Linked DNA regions of Homo sapiens: region 2 is linked to region 1. Evidence: chromatin loops called from intact Hi-C (ENCODE). Cell type or tissue: dorsolateral prefrontal cortex. All regions are shown on one strand. Links, peaks and the distances in the headings refer to the core of each region. The heading gives the core; the rest is flanking DNA.

What was found. A loop is a pair of places that touch in the nucleus more often than their neighbours do. Peaks named below come from ENCODE experiments on the same cell type or tissue, not always from the same donor. Only the 100,000 strongest peaks of a DNase experiment are listed, where the experiment ranks them.
Region 2: it touches region 1 in a loop (11-fold over the local background); 5 of 110 quality-filtered maps call a loop at or near these places.

What each region holds. Positions count from the first base shown.
Region 1 is chr21:24,041,519-24,049,503 of GRCh38, forward strand. No RefSeq gene overlaps it. Among named protein-coding and RNA genes, the nearest start is that of LINC01689, 280 kb to the right of the region's middle. In dorsolateral prefrontal cortex, for the core only: a CTCF peak has its summit at 4,344 (motif pointing left); a DNase peak (open chromatin) is centred at 4,523; H3K4me3 peaks cover 465 bases; H3K27ac peaks cover 2,339 bases.
Region 2 is chr21:24,111,341-24,119,325 of GRCh38, forward strand. No RefSeq gene overlaps it. Among named protein-coding and RNA genes, the nearest start is that of LINC01689, 210 kb to the right of the region's middle. In dorsolateral prefrontal cortex, for the core only: no CTCF peak of the experiment used is centred there; no DNase peak of the experiment used is centred there; H3K4me3 peaks cover 1,062 bases; H3K27ac peaks cover 2,500 bases.

The DNA of each region.
Region 1 (7,985 bases), core at 3,356-5,855:
AGCTACTCTTTCTGGACACTGTAACAAATCACAACCCTTCAATCATAGGCTTGGTGAAGTCTCCCTCCTGTTGCAGGCCTGAAGCCCTGTACTACTCCCTGCTGGCTCACCTAAACTCTGACTACATCTACAACAATAATCCCATTATTTAGTTATCTTTAATTTGCCAAGTTTCAATGGGCTCTCTATTTCCTGCCGGGACTCTATCTGATGAAAACATAATAGTAAGGATTTGGTTTAATTATAACATGCATATTACATGCAAAATGCCTCATGTCATTACTCACAATTAGAAAACTTAATGCATTCTCAATGACACTATGGGAAACAGTGCTACATTTGCCATCCTCTCTCTTGATCTCTTTACCAGTGACCAACAGTGGACAGACCAGGAGATTGTATTTGTAGCCTTCAAATAGCACAAACTTGAATATTTTCTAGTAAATTTCCTGATTCTTCTCTTGCGATCTCCTGACTTCTGAAAAGGCAGAATGACCTATCAGGAATACCACAGATACTAATGGGCAGGTTGCAGGTAGTCTTAAGAAAATTTCCAGGCTGGGCGTAGTGGCTCACACCTGTAATCCCAGCACTTTTGAGGTCCAGAGTTTGAGATCAGCCTGACCAACATGGTGAAACCCTGTCTCTACTGAAAATACAAAAATTAGCTGGGCATGGGGGTGCATGCCTGTAGTCCAAGCTGCTTGGGGATGGGGGGGCTGAAGCATGAGAATCACTTGAACCCAGAGGCAGAAGTTGCAGTGAGCCGAGATTGCACCACTACACTCCAGCCTGGGCGACAGAGTAAGACTCTGTCTAAAAAAAAAAAAAAAAAAATTTCCAATCCACACCCCTGCAAGAAATGGAAGATGATAAAGAGGGGAAAATGCATAATTAATTTTGCTCTCGTAAGAATCTCCTTAAAAATCTATATGAACAGGCAAAAAAGGCATTGATTGTCTGAAAAATTGGAAGGGATTTTGCAAAATGAACTGCTTGCATGCTTGAATTTTTTACACCTAAAGTATTTCTTGCTTTAAATCATTGTTAAGTCTTAGTTTCTGCTCCTAAAATAAGGAAATATTGAATATTTTAAGACAAAACATCCAATCTAAGTATATGCTGTTCATTTAAGAAAAACACAGTTTCTCTTGAGATGGCTCAGACCTGCTAGTTTTTTTTAAGCAAAATAGATAAATAGAAAGATATTCAATCCAAGTTTAGGTTTAGTGCAAACACAGATAAAACGCTTGAGTTATTCTCCAAAGCTCTAGCAATTTCTTCCCATAAAACTACATCAACATAATACATTCTGTGTTTACACAGGTAAACAGAAGCAGAGGTTTGAACAAGAATCTGGTGATTTTGATCAGCATAAACATCCAGGAACTGAATTATCTGAATAGCTGAGATCAAAATCTCCCTCTTTCTTTCACATCAGGTTTCCATTTATTTATTTAGAACATTTAGCTGATGATTAAGGACACAAGATTTGGGGAAAGAGGGGTTTGAATTTTTTAAAATTAATTTGTGTACAAAGGGAATATAAAGACTTAAACTTTGTTGGGTATTCACCAGATAAGAGCATTTAGCCCTGACTTAAGAAATGTAAATCAAATCTCCACATCACACAGGAGAAAGTTGACAATTATAAAAGAAAATAAAATAATGCAGTATTTTCACTAGGTCCACATTTTCAAGTTGTTTTAAGATAATACTATTTATTTTCATAAAACAGGAGGTTCCTTTGTCAACGAATTCAACAAAGCTGTAAGCAAAGCCAATGGAAGAATATGTCAGATACTGAGTTTATGACAGGTAAGTTGTTTGCTTTTGGAGGTGGTTGTAGATGTTGCTGTCTTAATTAGTATTGAGGGAAATGAGAAGGCTTAAGATACTTTATCCATTTAGAGGTTCAAGGTACCTAGGCCCAAATATTCCAATGAACCACATTTTTTTTTTTTTTTTGAGACAGGAGTCTTGCTCTGTTGCCCAGGCTGGAGTGCAGTGGTGCGATATCGGCCAATAAACCACATTTTTGCATTCAACTACATGAAATGTTGATTAAAGTCTTCGAGAATAAACAATAGCATCAGCAGCAACAACAACCATGAAATATTTCCTTCTCATTTCTAACAGTTATGACTACACTAGGATTTCTCTGTTTATAAATCTTTCCTTTTTGGGCTATCAAGTAGTCTAATCACTCTCAGTCTTAAGCTTTATTTGTTTTTACTCAGCCATTGGTTAATTGGTTCACTCAACAAACACAGTTGTGAGATGCCTACTAAACGTCAAGGTAATACTAAATAATGAGAATATACAGATTTATAACACAGAGACATCATTTCTACTATGGAGGGGGTTAACATTCTTTAATTATTAACCACTAGTATGGTAGTAAAAAGAAAATAAAATTCAACCGTTACTTTACAGTTACATTAGGATTTCAAGTTATTTTTGGTTAGAAATTAAAACAATCATGAGGCATTTAACTGGAACTTTTATATTTAAATTAGTATTTTCTAACCTATTTCTACTAGCGTTTTTGTTTTTTACTAATGATAAAGAGGACCATTATAAACTGGAGGGATTCAGATGTCACAACGTTATTATAAGGTTTGACTTACTGTAAAATTTCCTTACCTGGAAGGTTTAAGTCAATTACAGCCCTGCAGGGGGAGTCTTCATTATTACAAAAGGAACTTGAGAAGGGTATTTATTTGTTCTTCTGAACAAGGGCACCAATATACATATTTTGCTTACAAATGGTAGGTTTGTAATTAGGTCTCTTCTAGTATGAACTAAACTTGAACCTTCTTATTTTGCCTAAGTGTTCTCTAAATTACATGTGTACTTTGATTTTTAGTAATTTACTTCATTGTCTCTCAAGACACTACTAGTGCTTATGATTACCTTTTTTAGCAATTGATGATCCTTAATAACTGATTTTCTAAGTGGAATACTTAAAAATTCTCACAATAAATTTTTAAAGTATAAAAGCAACAACATTTCTGATATACAGGCTCTTCTTTAGCTGCAGGGTGTGTGTAAAACTCAGTAATCTTATCTTGGTATGGATTTGACTTCCTGTAGATTAACTGTACTTTAATCTGCTTATGTTCTGATTCTCATATTTTTCACTATTCCTTCTGATACAGTTAAACAAGCTTAGGGTGCAAAGCTTACAGTGCTATCCCTGAGACAGCAAATTAAGTAATTACTAATCAAAAGAAGAAGATGAAAGGAGAGATAGATAAGTCATTAGCATTGATTTTAACTAGCAATTCTAGGCCACCATAAGTCAAAGAGTGAGTTCTTGGAGAGAAAGATATGGACGCTCCATCCCAGAAACATAGCAGAAAGTGGGATTTTGGGGAAAAGGAATGAGACCCCAATCTTCTAGGTTGTTCAACCCATAACTATAGTAAGTAGAGCACCAGATAACCTAGACTCTTGCTTCCCTTATGTAAAGTTTCATACTCAAATCTAGATGCCCCATAAGGTGCAACATCAGATCTGCACCTTTGATTATAGCCTCCTTTATTCTCATACTGATTCCATTCAGATTAATATCTGCTGTATGCATATTTATATAATGACATAAATATTGACTCTAGTAAAGAAGAAAATCAGATTTTTAATTAAATGATTAATGCTAGTAATAAAATATTTGTCTTTTATTTAAAGTTGTACACAAATGTTGATAAAATAGTTAGCTTTTAAGCTTTCTCCTGTCTCCACAAGCCAAAAGCTTTAGAAGGCTGAAGAATTTAAATATCATTTTTAAAAGCTAGTATATGTTCCAGAATTTATTTATAAAAAGATTTTGTTGTTTTGTGCATCACTTCACAGAAAAATTAACGTCATTGGAGTTACTAAGTCAATGATTCTTGGTAGTATAAATGGATTTTTGTGGCAACCGATATAAATTTACATAGGAAGGACTGCAGAAAGCTCGAGGAAAAACCAACACCAGAAAAAAAAAAAAAAAAAAGCAGAAAAGCCAAAATTTCTCTCCCAGGAGAAGCCATGTGCTATTAGTAGCAATGTAGCAATGCCAAGTTTGTGAAAATTAGGGTTTTGACAAATCCAATGCTAGTGGACCTTGACTGATTTTTCTGTTTTGACAAATAGCATAAGTCATTTGAATGAAGCTAATTCTGCTGACAAAAATTATGGATTTATTTTTTCTGTCATTGTACGTTGCTCACAGGATAAAAAAAAAAAACTACTAATAAATTCATTATGTTGCATTTCTAAGCCTTGAGAATATCCTGACTTCTTTCTATTTTGTTTTTGCTTGAATATTTCAAATGTTGATTGCAAAAACGCCCCCTGCTGACCACAGCTCCCCGTTATGCATGCTGTTTGTACATGTCATTGCAGCTCTTCCCATTTAGAGGTGGACTTGCTTTCTCTATCCCCTGAATCAGAGCTGGCCTTGTGACTTGATTTGGACAATAGAATGCAGGGCAGTCATGGTGTGGCATTCTGAGCCTAGTTCTCCAGAAAGCTGGCATGCTGCCACTCTCTTGGAATGCTGCCCTTTTGCCTTGGACTGGCCAGCTGTAGGATTAGAGACTACAATGAGCAGAGCTGATGCATCTCAGCTAAGGTCATCTTAGACCAGCCAGTTCCCACTGACTCATCTCCAACATCAGCCAAATATGACCTAGATCTGCAGAGCCTTCCAAAGATCAGTCTCATGAGAAAGAATAAAATGATAATAGTTTTAAAACTCTAAGATACCGGTGTTTGGTTACAAAAAATAATTAAAAATTTGAAATGAACTGCTGACTGTCATGGTATTAAATCTCACATATTTATTTAACAAATATTTACTAAAATTCGCCAAGTGCCTAGAACTCTGCAAGGCACTCCAGAGGAAATAAAAATTATATGAAAACAAGACTTTGACCCAATTAACATAATTCTTGAGGAGAACAACACTGCATGCCCTACGCAAGTCTTGAATATTTATGTACACTTCAAATTTTCCTGATTCATGACAATTCTCTCATTTTTAATCTAGGAATACCACCAAGACTTTCTGACTTCCAAGGGGCTTTAGAAATATTCAAATCTTCAGAGGAATCACTTCATGGTAGTCAAATTCTAGAAAACAATGTATATCCTTGCGTTAGGACTAAATTAAAATAATTAATTAAGACATAAATATAACTAAAGTTCCTTTTAAAAGTCCTGCTCTTAAGTAAAATTATGTTAATATTACCCTGCACTAAAATATGAAAAAATAAAGTTATTCATAGCTTATTATATTATTTACTGTTTTAATCTTTCTGTTATGGTTGTTTGAATGTTAAATTTGATGCCTTTGTTTTATCATTGTACCAAGAATGATAGTTCTCAATATAAAGTGAAAGCTGCAAAAAAAAAAAAAAAGTAAGCCTTTTTGTTTTTTCCGACAGGAAATTACTTTCACACAGGCAGACTTACTAGATTAACCATTCATGGCTACCCACTTAAATGGAAAGAGACCCACAGTAGCAGATTGTGGATCGTTCTACAACATCTTTAGCGTAAACTTAAAGGCAAAAGGAATTAGTCTTGACAAACCCCTAAACTGGTCAAGTAGAAAAATGCCCCTGATAGAAACTTCCCTCACTATGTTGTGTTATTAGTGAAAAGAGGACAAGGGAGTAAAACAATGTTAAGAAGGAGGAAGAAAAGAGTGCATATACCATAAAGAGCAGGCAAGTGAACCACAAATGAGGCTTCTCCATTTAGCCCAGTTCCTCCTTTTTAAGCACTACTGAACAAACTAAAGAACTTCTCTAGGCCTCCATGTGCCCTATTTTATAAAATTTTTACAAGAACCCTATGCAACTAAACTTTAAAGAGTCTTAATACTCCCTATTAGAGAAATACGGAATAGGCTGGGCGCAGTGGCTCACGCCTGTAATCCCAACACTTTGGGAGGCTGAGGAGGGTGGATCACCTGAGGTCAGGAGTTTGAGACCAGCCTGGCCAACATGGTGACACCCGTCCCTACTAAAAATACAAAATTAGCCGGGTGTGATGGTGCATGCCCGTAATCCCAGCTACTCGAGAGGCTGAGGCAGGGGAATAGCTTGAACCTGGGAGGTGAAGATTGCAGTGAGCCAAGATCGTGCCTCTGCACTTCAGCCTGGGTGACAGAGTGAGACCCCATCTCAAGAAAAAAAAAAAAAAGAAAAAGAAAAGAAATACAGAATATATGACCTCTTTTGAATTAGATTATTAAATTTTTGTGCCACCTATCACCCCCAAAATGCTATGTATAACATGGTACAGTTAAACCTAATTAAGCATAAACATATTCCATGTGATTTTTTAGCGTTTTATTATATTTAAAGTTGAAAATCATGTGTACATTCTGCACACACATATTAGTATATAACCAGCCAGGCACTGGCTCTGGCTCTAAGGACTTAAGATTAATTAGACAAATGAGTTGTATTATTCTTGTATGTTTATTGGTTTATAACAATGCAACTGTCTCAGGGACTTCAAAATGGATTGAGATAGTCTGGATCACTCCAATTTACATCTTCATTATGTTATCATAGATCACGTTATGAATGTAATTAGCATAAGGGTAGAAAATTTTTTTAAAATGCTGAAGTTCTTAGTGTAATGGATGAAATAAGAAAGAAGGGAAACATGGCTAGGAGAATGAAGTATGCACACTTTTGAAATAATCTTAGGAAAAGCTTACACTTTCTTGATATTTAAAAATATTTTTAGTTCTCGCATATCATTGATTATGTGAATATATAAACACATACAGAACATTTTTGCCTCCCAATTATTTAGAATGCCATTGTTTTTGTCATTTCCTTCGTCCTTAGAGTTGTATTAAACTGTATAGCAATTTATTTCAAGGTACAAATGGTGGTAATTAAGTGGATGATAGATGAGCAGAAACTTGGGTATAATAGAATACATTAAATTTCTAGCATTTACTTCAGTGTCATTTGTCATTTCTAACAAAGAATGATTCACCACGGGATTGTGAGAAATTTTCTATACTGGGTAGATATTGGTATCTTTAGTATAGCTCAGTTTCTGGTAAAAGCAGGAATTAATATGAGGTAATCACTCAAGAAATTTCTAATCTAATTACTATATGATTTAAGGGGTAAAAGTCTCTAAATCTTGGAAATAACCTCTGGATTATATGCCCAAGAGCAAGTTGGCAGTACAGTAGATATTCCAGAATGAACCACTCTTCTATAGTTTACAAAAATTACAGTCACTCATAAGACGCCATAACAACCAGGACTCTAAAGCAGAGTGTAAAATAGTTATGAATGTAGTCAAGTATACATGCTATTTTCTAAAATTGCTTCTGTACATCATGTAATTTCCTCAGGTGAAGTCATCTAACATATTATGTGTGGTACCTAGGAAGAGAACTTTTCATGAACACCATCTGCATTCTGCCATTTTGTGGTCTTAATAAGAGCCTTCGCAATGCAGGGGGTGTGGAGAATTGACAGATTTTGTGCATATTCATGCTTTTTCACCATGTTTGCTATATTCATCAGAATATAAGCTTTCAGGTTTAAAAGATGAGCTGAAGTTCATTTTGCTGTGCAAATCAGCACATTAAGGAAGCCAAGCAGAAAAGCCTTCGAGGTAAACAGAAAACCTGAAAGGGGCTTTGCTCTCAACTATAATGGGAAATAAGATTTAAATGTTAATTTGACCTAAGAGTCAGAATCAAGAAGTACAGAAAAAAAAGTCCTGAAAATGTGTATACAGTTGCACCTTAGAGTGTGAAAAATGACAGAACTTACTTAAAAGTTAAAAAATATTCTATTAAAACTTACCATTCATGTAGGTTAAACCACTGTAACGGAAAGACTCAAAGGGTATTTATTTATTTATTTATTTATTTACTAATAGTATAGGTAGGTGTTCCTGGTTGGTAGCTAGCTCTCTTCCACATCGGGACGCAGGCTACGTTTTTAATAGTA
Region 2 (7,985 bases), core at 2,478-4,977, 69 kb after region 1:
GTAGGTTAAAATGTGCCTCAGAAAATAGGTGATGAAAATGTGTGATAAGGATTTTAAAAAATTACACTTAATTCAGAATTACAAAAAGGCAGAATTTTCACATAAACTAATTCCATCCAATTTTTAGATTACAAAGAATGTATACATATTTTGTGTCTAAATACATACAGATACATATGCATATTTTGTAAAATAGAACATTTATATCAAAACTAACTTCACACATTTGAATTATGTGTCAAACAATTGAATTATTGTTGTGACACACACAATCATACATACACATTTTGTATGTGTAGTATGTGCATGTGTGATGTGTGGCTTGTATGTATCATAATAATTTGATGGATTTGTTATACTTGAACACGTATAAAGGTTAGTTTTGATACAAATCTTCTCTCTTACACATACATACTTTCAATTAGTTACTAAGGTTTTTTCTAAGCTGATGTGGATCTTTCTATCCTGGCCTTTATCCATGTCAGTTTCTAGAACTATTCTGCCAACTCAAGCCTCTGTCCCTTTGCAAATACTTGTCCCTCAGTTTAGGGACATAGTTTTCTTCATCATGCTGTGCAACTATACATAGTTTTCTTCATCATTCTGTGCAACAGTTGTTTTCAAAAGGTTTCTAAAGTACATTAACTTAAATAAATTAAGAAAAGTTTAATTTATTTGATATTGGCTATGTATATTGATGCTACTTAGCATTTTTGTGTATAGGGAAGACTATGCAGCTAGTAATTTTGTCTAACTTATATTTATTAAATTTCTTATCGGTCTCCTCCCATCAGGCCCCTCCTCCAACACTGAGGATTACAATTCAACACGAAATTTCAGTAAGGACACAGAGCCAAACCATAACAGTCTGCTTGTTTTTCCATTACCAAACCCTGTCCGAGATTGGTGAGTTTCGTGTGTCAGCAATATAGTATTATTTTTCCAGCCTGCTCTTCAATTGAAGGAGTCGTACTCAGAGAATGTTAGCTCTATGAAGATTGTGCTTTTGCTATAGTTTACTAATTTAAGTTAGTCTCACTTCAATTAGTTTTGAAAATATTTAATTACATATGTTCATTGAAAAAAGTTTATAAACCGTTATATATTATTTATACATCTACTTATAAAGGCTGATGTTGCCAGAACCATCCTCCCCTTCCCTAAAGAAAAATAATACACATCAGCTGTCACTTGATTAAAATGAAACTTAGGATAAATCCAAAACAAAAATGTATTTAAAAGATAATTTTGTTTTTCAAAAACCTTGTTAATTAATTGCTTCCAACTTTTGTGTGCTAGCTCTGCCCGTGGGTTCTATATTTATAAAGTTTCCAGGCTCAGCTGAAGCCCTTTACCACTATTTTGACAATTGATGGTGCAAAACTAAATTTTCAAAATATTGTCAATTGTCTATAATTCAGAAATCAAAAATTACATCTAAGTATAAAAACTGGCATTCTGATATTTTTGAGTGTATCAACATAGCTATAACTTTTTCTGAGTTGAGTTTACATTATATATTCTTCACTCTATCATCTTACTTTTTAAAAAATTTTTTTTGAGACAGAGTTTTGCTCTGTCACCCAGGCTGTAGTGCAATGGCATAGTCTTGGCTCACTGCAACCTCTGCCTCTGGGTTCAAGTGATTCTCCTGCCTCAGCCTCCTGAGTAGCTGGGATTACAGGCACCCACCATCACACTTGGCTAATTTTTGTATTTTCATAACCAAGCATTTTTTTATATCTAGTTATTTATCTAACAGTAAAACAAGATTTTGGAATTAGAGAAAAGGCTCACAGAGCAAGTTTAGCACCAGTTCCCATACCGTGGTTCCCCACGTGGTGAAAGATAGGACTTGATGCCATTTGTGTGTGCAGTAGGGTGGCAATATAGGAAAAAATTCTCTAAGTTATGAAATTTGGAGCTTTTGTAGCATGACAGGTGCATTTTTTGAAGAGAGAGATAAATCCTTTCTCTGGAGTGAAAAACATGAAATCCTCTTTGGGGAAAGGAAGGGAATATCTCTAAGTTTTTATTTTCATTTGAAATACAAGCAAATGTCTCCAGGGTAGAAAAGCTCCAGAAAAATACACCGTCTCTAAATTCCAAGGCTTGTTTTTCGTTAAGCCATACTTTAAGCTTGATTGCCATTAATATAATATTTAACCACGAACAAACTTTAAAATGTTCATGGAGAGTTGTCAGCAAGTCTCCAGAAGAGGGAGTTGGGGGGAAAGAGAGAGAGAGAGAGAGAGAGAGAGAGAGAGAGAGAGGAGAGAGAGAATGCTAAAACAGACAACTCAACTAAAAAAAAATTAAAGTATCAGCACTTAGAAATTGAAATTACCAGACCAGACATGTTATATAACATTAACATGTTTTAAATATTTGGAGTCTATACAAGGTAAAGTATAAAACACTGAGGAAAGAAACAAAAAAGAACACACCCAAAAATGAAAGGGTATTCCATGCCCAAGGAATAAAAAAATTGATATTGTCAAAATGATAATTTTAACAAAGCAACTTACAAATCAATGAAACCCCTAGCAAAATACCAAGAAAATTCTTCACAGAAATAGAAAAAATCTTAAAATGTGCATGGAACCACAAAAGACCTCTAATAGCCAAAGCAATCGGAGCAAAAAGAACAAAGCTGGAGGCATCACCCTACCTGACTTGAAAATATACTACAAAACTATAGTAAGCAAATTAGCACAGTACTGGCATAAAAGCAGACATACAGAACAATGGAACATAATAGAGAACAGATATAAACTCACATGTTTACGGCCAACTCTTTAAAGACAAAGGTATCAATACTATGCAATGGGGAAAGGACAGTCTCCAATAAATGTTGTAAAGAAAACTGGATTACCTTATGTAGAAGAACGAAACTAGACCCTTATCTCTCACGATATGCAAAACTCAAATCAAAATGGATTAAAGACATATCTAGCCAGGTGCAGTGGCTCACGCCTGTAATCCCAGCACTTTGGGAGGCCGAGGCGGGCAGATCACGAGGTCAGGAGATCGAGACCATCCTGGCTAACACGGTGAAACCCCGTCTCTACTAAAAATACAAAAAAAATTAGCCGGGCGTGGTGGTGGCAGGTGCCTGTTGTCCCAGCTACTCAGGAGGCTGAGGCAGGAGAATGGCGTGAACCCGGGAGGCTGAGCTTGCAGTGAGCCGAGATGGCGCCACTGCACTCCAGCCTGGGCGACAGAACGAGACTCCGTTTCAAAAAAAAAAAAAAGACTTACATCTACCACCTGAAGCTGAAATTACCAGAAGAAAATACAGGGGAAACACTCTAGGACATTAGTCTGGGGAAACATTTTTGTGTAAGACTTCAAAGGCACAGGCAAACAAAGCAAAAATGAGATCATCTTCTACACAATAAGAACAGCAGCAGCAACAACAATAACAAAAAAAAAGCAATCAAAAGTGAAAGACAATCCACAGAATGGGAGAAAATGTTTTCAAACTATCCGTCTGTCAAGAGGTTAATAACAAGAACATATAAAGCTCAAACAACTCAGTAGCAAAAATACTAATAATCTGACTTAAAAATGAGCAAAATATCTGAGTAGATATTTCTCAAAAGAAGTAATACAAATGGTCAACAGGTTTAAGAAAAAATGTTAAAACATTAGTAATCATCAGAGAAACACAAATCAAAACCACAAGAAAGTTTCTGACCCAGTTAAAATGGTTTTTATCCCAGGACAGACAATAAGAGATGCGGGTGACAATGTGTAGAAAGGAGAACCCTCATACATTGTTTTCGGGAACGTATTATTACAGCTACTATGGAAAACTGTATAGGAATTCCTCAAAAAACTAAAATAGAGCTATCACATGATTCTGCAGTTCTACTAATGTGTATTTATCCAAAAGAAAGGAAAAAAATTGTCAAAGAGATATCTGAACTTCCACGTTTATTGTAGCGCTACTGACAATAGACAAAAGATGAAATCAACCTAAGTGTCCAAAAGTTGGTAAATAGATAAAAATCCTTAGTGTTATATACACAATGGACTATTATTCAGCCATAATATAAAATGAACAATTCTGTCATTTTCATCAACATGAATGGAACTGGAGGTTGCTAGATGAAGATGAATAAGGCAAGCACAGAAAGACAAATGTTGCATTTTCTCACTCATATGTGAGGGCTTAAATAGTGAATCTCATGAAGCTAAAAGAGTAGTTTGGTGGTTATCAGTGGCAAGAAAGGATAAAAGAAAGGATAGGATGAAGAAAGGTTGATTAGTAGGTCCAAATATACTCTTTGATATAAGAAATAAAACCTAGTGTATGATAGGTAAATAGGATGGCTATAGTTTACCATGATCTATTGTGTGTTTCAAAATACCTAGAAAATAGTAATTCAAATATTTCTAGCATAATGAGAAGCCAAATATTGCATGTGATGGATATTCCAAGTACACTGATTTGATCTTTACAAAATATTTGGATGTGTTAAATTATCCACAGGTATCCTCTAAATGTGTACCTCTAATATATATGGAAACTTCTAATTTAGAGAATTGACAATCAGTTTAAAGCATAAGAATTAAATAGACACCATTTTTAAAATATCAAGCTAATTGTCAAATAGAACTTCTAGAAATATAATTTGTGATCATTGCAATTTTTTAAATGGATGCATTAAATAGCATATTAGAGACAGGTGAAAAAAATAAACCAAAGGGTAGAATAAAAGTAAGTATGCTAAAATCAGAACAGATGAATAAAATACAGAAAAAAATTAAGTGAAATATAAGTTAACAGACTGTAAATGGCACTCTCTGATTAGCTCTAACAAAATCCAAAAGAAGAGAATTGGGAGAATGAGGGAGAAGTAGTTTCAGAAAGATAATAATTGAAAAAAATTTCCGAATTGGTAAAAGACATGGATCCTTACAATCCAGAAGCATAATTATTTTAAGCAGAATAAACCTGAAAAGGATGTCAGGGAAAATCTCAAAACACTTAGGCAAAAAAAGTAGATTTTAAATACAACAGAGAGAAAACACTGATTACCTTCAAAGGAGTAAAAATGAAACTGGTAACAGTTTCACAACTATAACAATAGGAGCCAGTGAAATAGTCTAATAGCCAGTGAAATCATTATTATAAGGAAAAATAACCTAATTTATATGTTTTCTTAGATGTACTCTAAATTTAAAACATATGAAATAGCTATTTTGTTTTGTTCTATGGACACATAAGAGGTACTAATGAAAGGTTATTAGAATCTCTTATGGGTCCATAGAACATACGCACACAAAAATTTGCAAAAACTTTAAATTTGTATATTTCAAGAGCCTGTTTCTTGCTCTAGACGTGCACTCTGCGATTCAAGCTACTTTCGGGAAATGAGTGAGTAATTATCCTACTTTTTTTAGATTTCTTGTAATATATAGTTTATAGTGCCTTTCTTAAGAAAATCAATGGTATTGATTTTGTTAAAGGCATCGTCACTTACTACACACACGTGCTAAGACAATTTACATACAATATTGTTTATCCTTTTTACAGATGGTTCATAGGCATTCCAAACATCCACTAACTCAAGTAAATAATGTTTGCATTAGATTCATACGTAGACATGAAGAAACCTTTTTATAAGGCATAATATCTTGGTTGGGGGAGGAGTGGAATGGATGATAGATTTACTGTCCAGTTACTAGTAATGCTTTTTGACGTTTCAAAATATGTTTCTAAAGAAATTTGTACAGAACAGTGATTCTTTAACTTTAGAGTTCACATACAACTCAGTATGGCAAAGGATGTGTTAATTATCTATAAAACCTCTTCTTTCTAGCTATTGAACATTTTGGTACATGTAATATTTATTTTTTTAAGTGAAATGATCTTTGCTTCAATCTCTTCACCCAAAATTGACTATATGGTGAGAGTTACATAACTGTTGATGACGTTGGCCATGTGATTAGATTGCCTGCCTGATTTGAATTTTAGTTTCACCACTGTCTTGCTTTTGGACAAAGATAGACAGTCCCTAGATAGACATTTTTCTCTATAAATATTTAGCCTCATTTTTTTCCCATACCTAACTACAGAATAAGAATAGTAGAAACCTCTTAGGTTTGTTGTCAGCATTAAAGATTAAATTAATTTTCATCATTTAATTAAGTTACTAAACTATTCAAGAACTATTAACAATCATTATTATTGTTCTAAATGGTTGACCACTGGTGTTCTGTCTCATTTAGAAGAGCTCAGCTACTTCAAAACAGAATTAGTGCTAGCTGAGTGAATTTTACAGGCAACATTATTTGACTAAATCAAGGGTGTATTTATTTATATTACTTACGTATAAACATCTCAATTCTGTACTTTATATAAGTGAATATATGACTTAGAAAAATACTCATGAATGTATTTTGAAAACACATTTAGATATTAAACTAGTAATCTTAAACATATACATCTTTGATTGAAAGACATGTGTTTTGATCTGCATGTATTCACAATTTGTGTTAAATTTCAAACCAAAAATTTCTTGTGTTGTTTTTATTTTGCTTTGAAAATATTTTTTACCAAAATTAAAATGTTATAACTAAGGGTAGTCCTAGTAAATTAAAACTTTGCAAATCTAATAATACAGAGAGCTAGGCTAAAAGAAACTTTGAGCAAAATGTCAGTTTTGAATAGAAATTATACGTCTGCTGGCAACATCCCCGCGTATTCCAAAACCAAGAGACAAAATCATATAGAATTCTGTTCACTTTAAAAATAGTATTTTCTCACTAAAAAGGGAAAATTGGTTTGTGCAAATTACTTCTAATATGATATAATTTTATACATCAGACAAATAAATGCAGTACAAATTTAATGTTAATTTATATAGTCAATTTTTAAAATATTGAAAAATAATGAATATTTCATAAATGTATGGAGATTTAATCTACAGAATGATTAAAATGTTTATAGTTTTTCAGTTTCAAAGATGGATAAAAATATGACAGGAAATAAAAAATAAATAATAGAGATCATCTCGCTGCTCAAACCTCATTTCAAGATATTTCAGGTTTTAACATAAAAACAATTTATGCTATAATGTTGCCTACAGAAAGTAGTTAACTGCTGTGAAGAATGTTTGCAGGTCACATTTCAGGAAATATATTTAAAGGCTTATTCACCAAAGTAATTTTAAATCATGGTCAACATATTTTACTACATTCAATATGAAACATAATTTAACTTGTTCTAGATCATTAAATATCATTACTATAACTATTTATTTTTGCAGTTTCCTTTTTTCTAAACCTTGACCAGTGATTCTCAACTAATTCTGAAGACAATTGCCTTTATATTCATTCTTGCTGTCAATTTATGAATAGTTTTATTGAATGTTCCTTTGTCATTATCTTAGGAGACAAGTGATTACATCTCTTACTGACTATATTATCTTTGGCAGGTTAATTATCCTTTCTGCATTAGAGAGGCAAACTTTATATATGCATGCATGCATGCATGTTTATATGCTGAGTAGTATAAATTACTTACTACTTGACAATCTTTATTCAAACATTCCATACTACTTATCTAATTCCACAAATATTTTAAAAAATATTTTGAGCCAGGAACTATTTTAGATGCTGAGGAGTTATCGGTGAGCAGCTACACTTTTGAACTCATCCAGTATACATTTTAATGGGAGAGGTTTTGGCCTTGTGTGTGTGTCTGTGTGTGTGTGTGTCTGTGTGTGCGTGCCTCTGTGTGTGTGTGTGTGTGTGTCTCTTACGTAGTAATTAGAACTGAAAAATAAAGCAAAAGACAACGGATGGAGAGTGGCACCATTTTAGAAAGGGTGATAAAAGATAAGCACACTTAGGAGGTGGCATTGGAGCAGAGATTTAAATGAAGTGAGTGAATCACATGCATAACAAGGGAAGTAGTCAGAATTGAGTTAGCTGCTAGCCTGATTGAAGGGGTATACACACCGAGGTGGAGA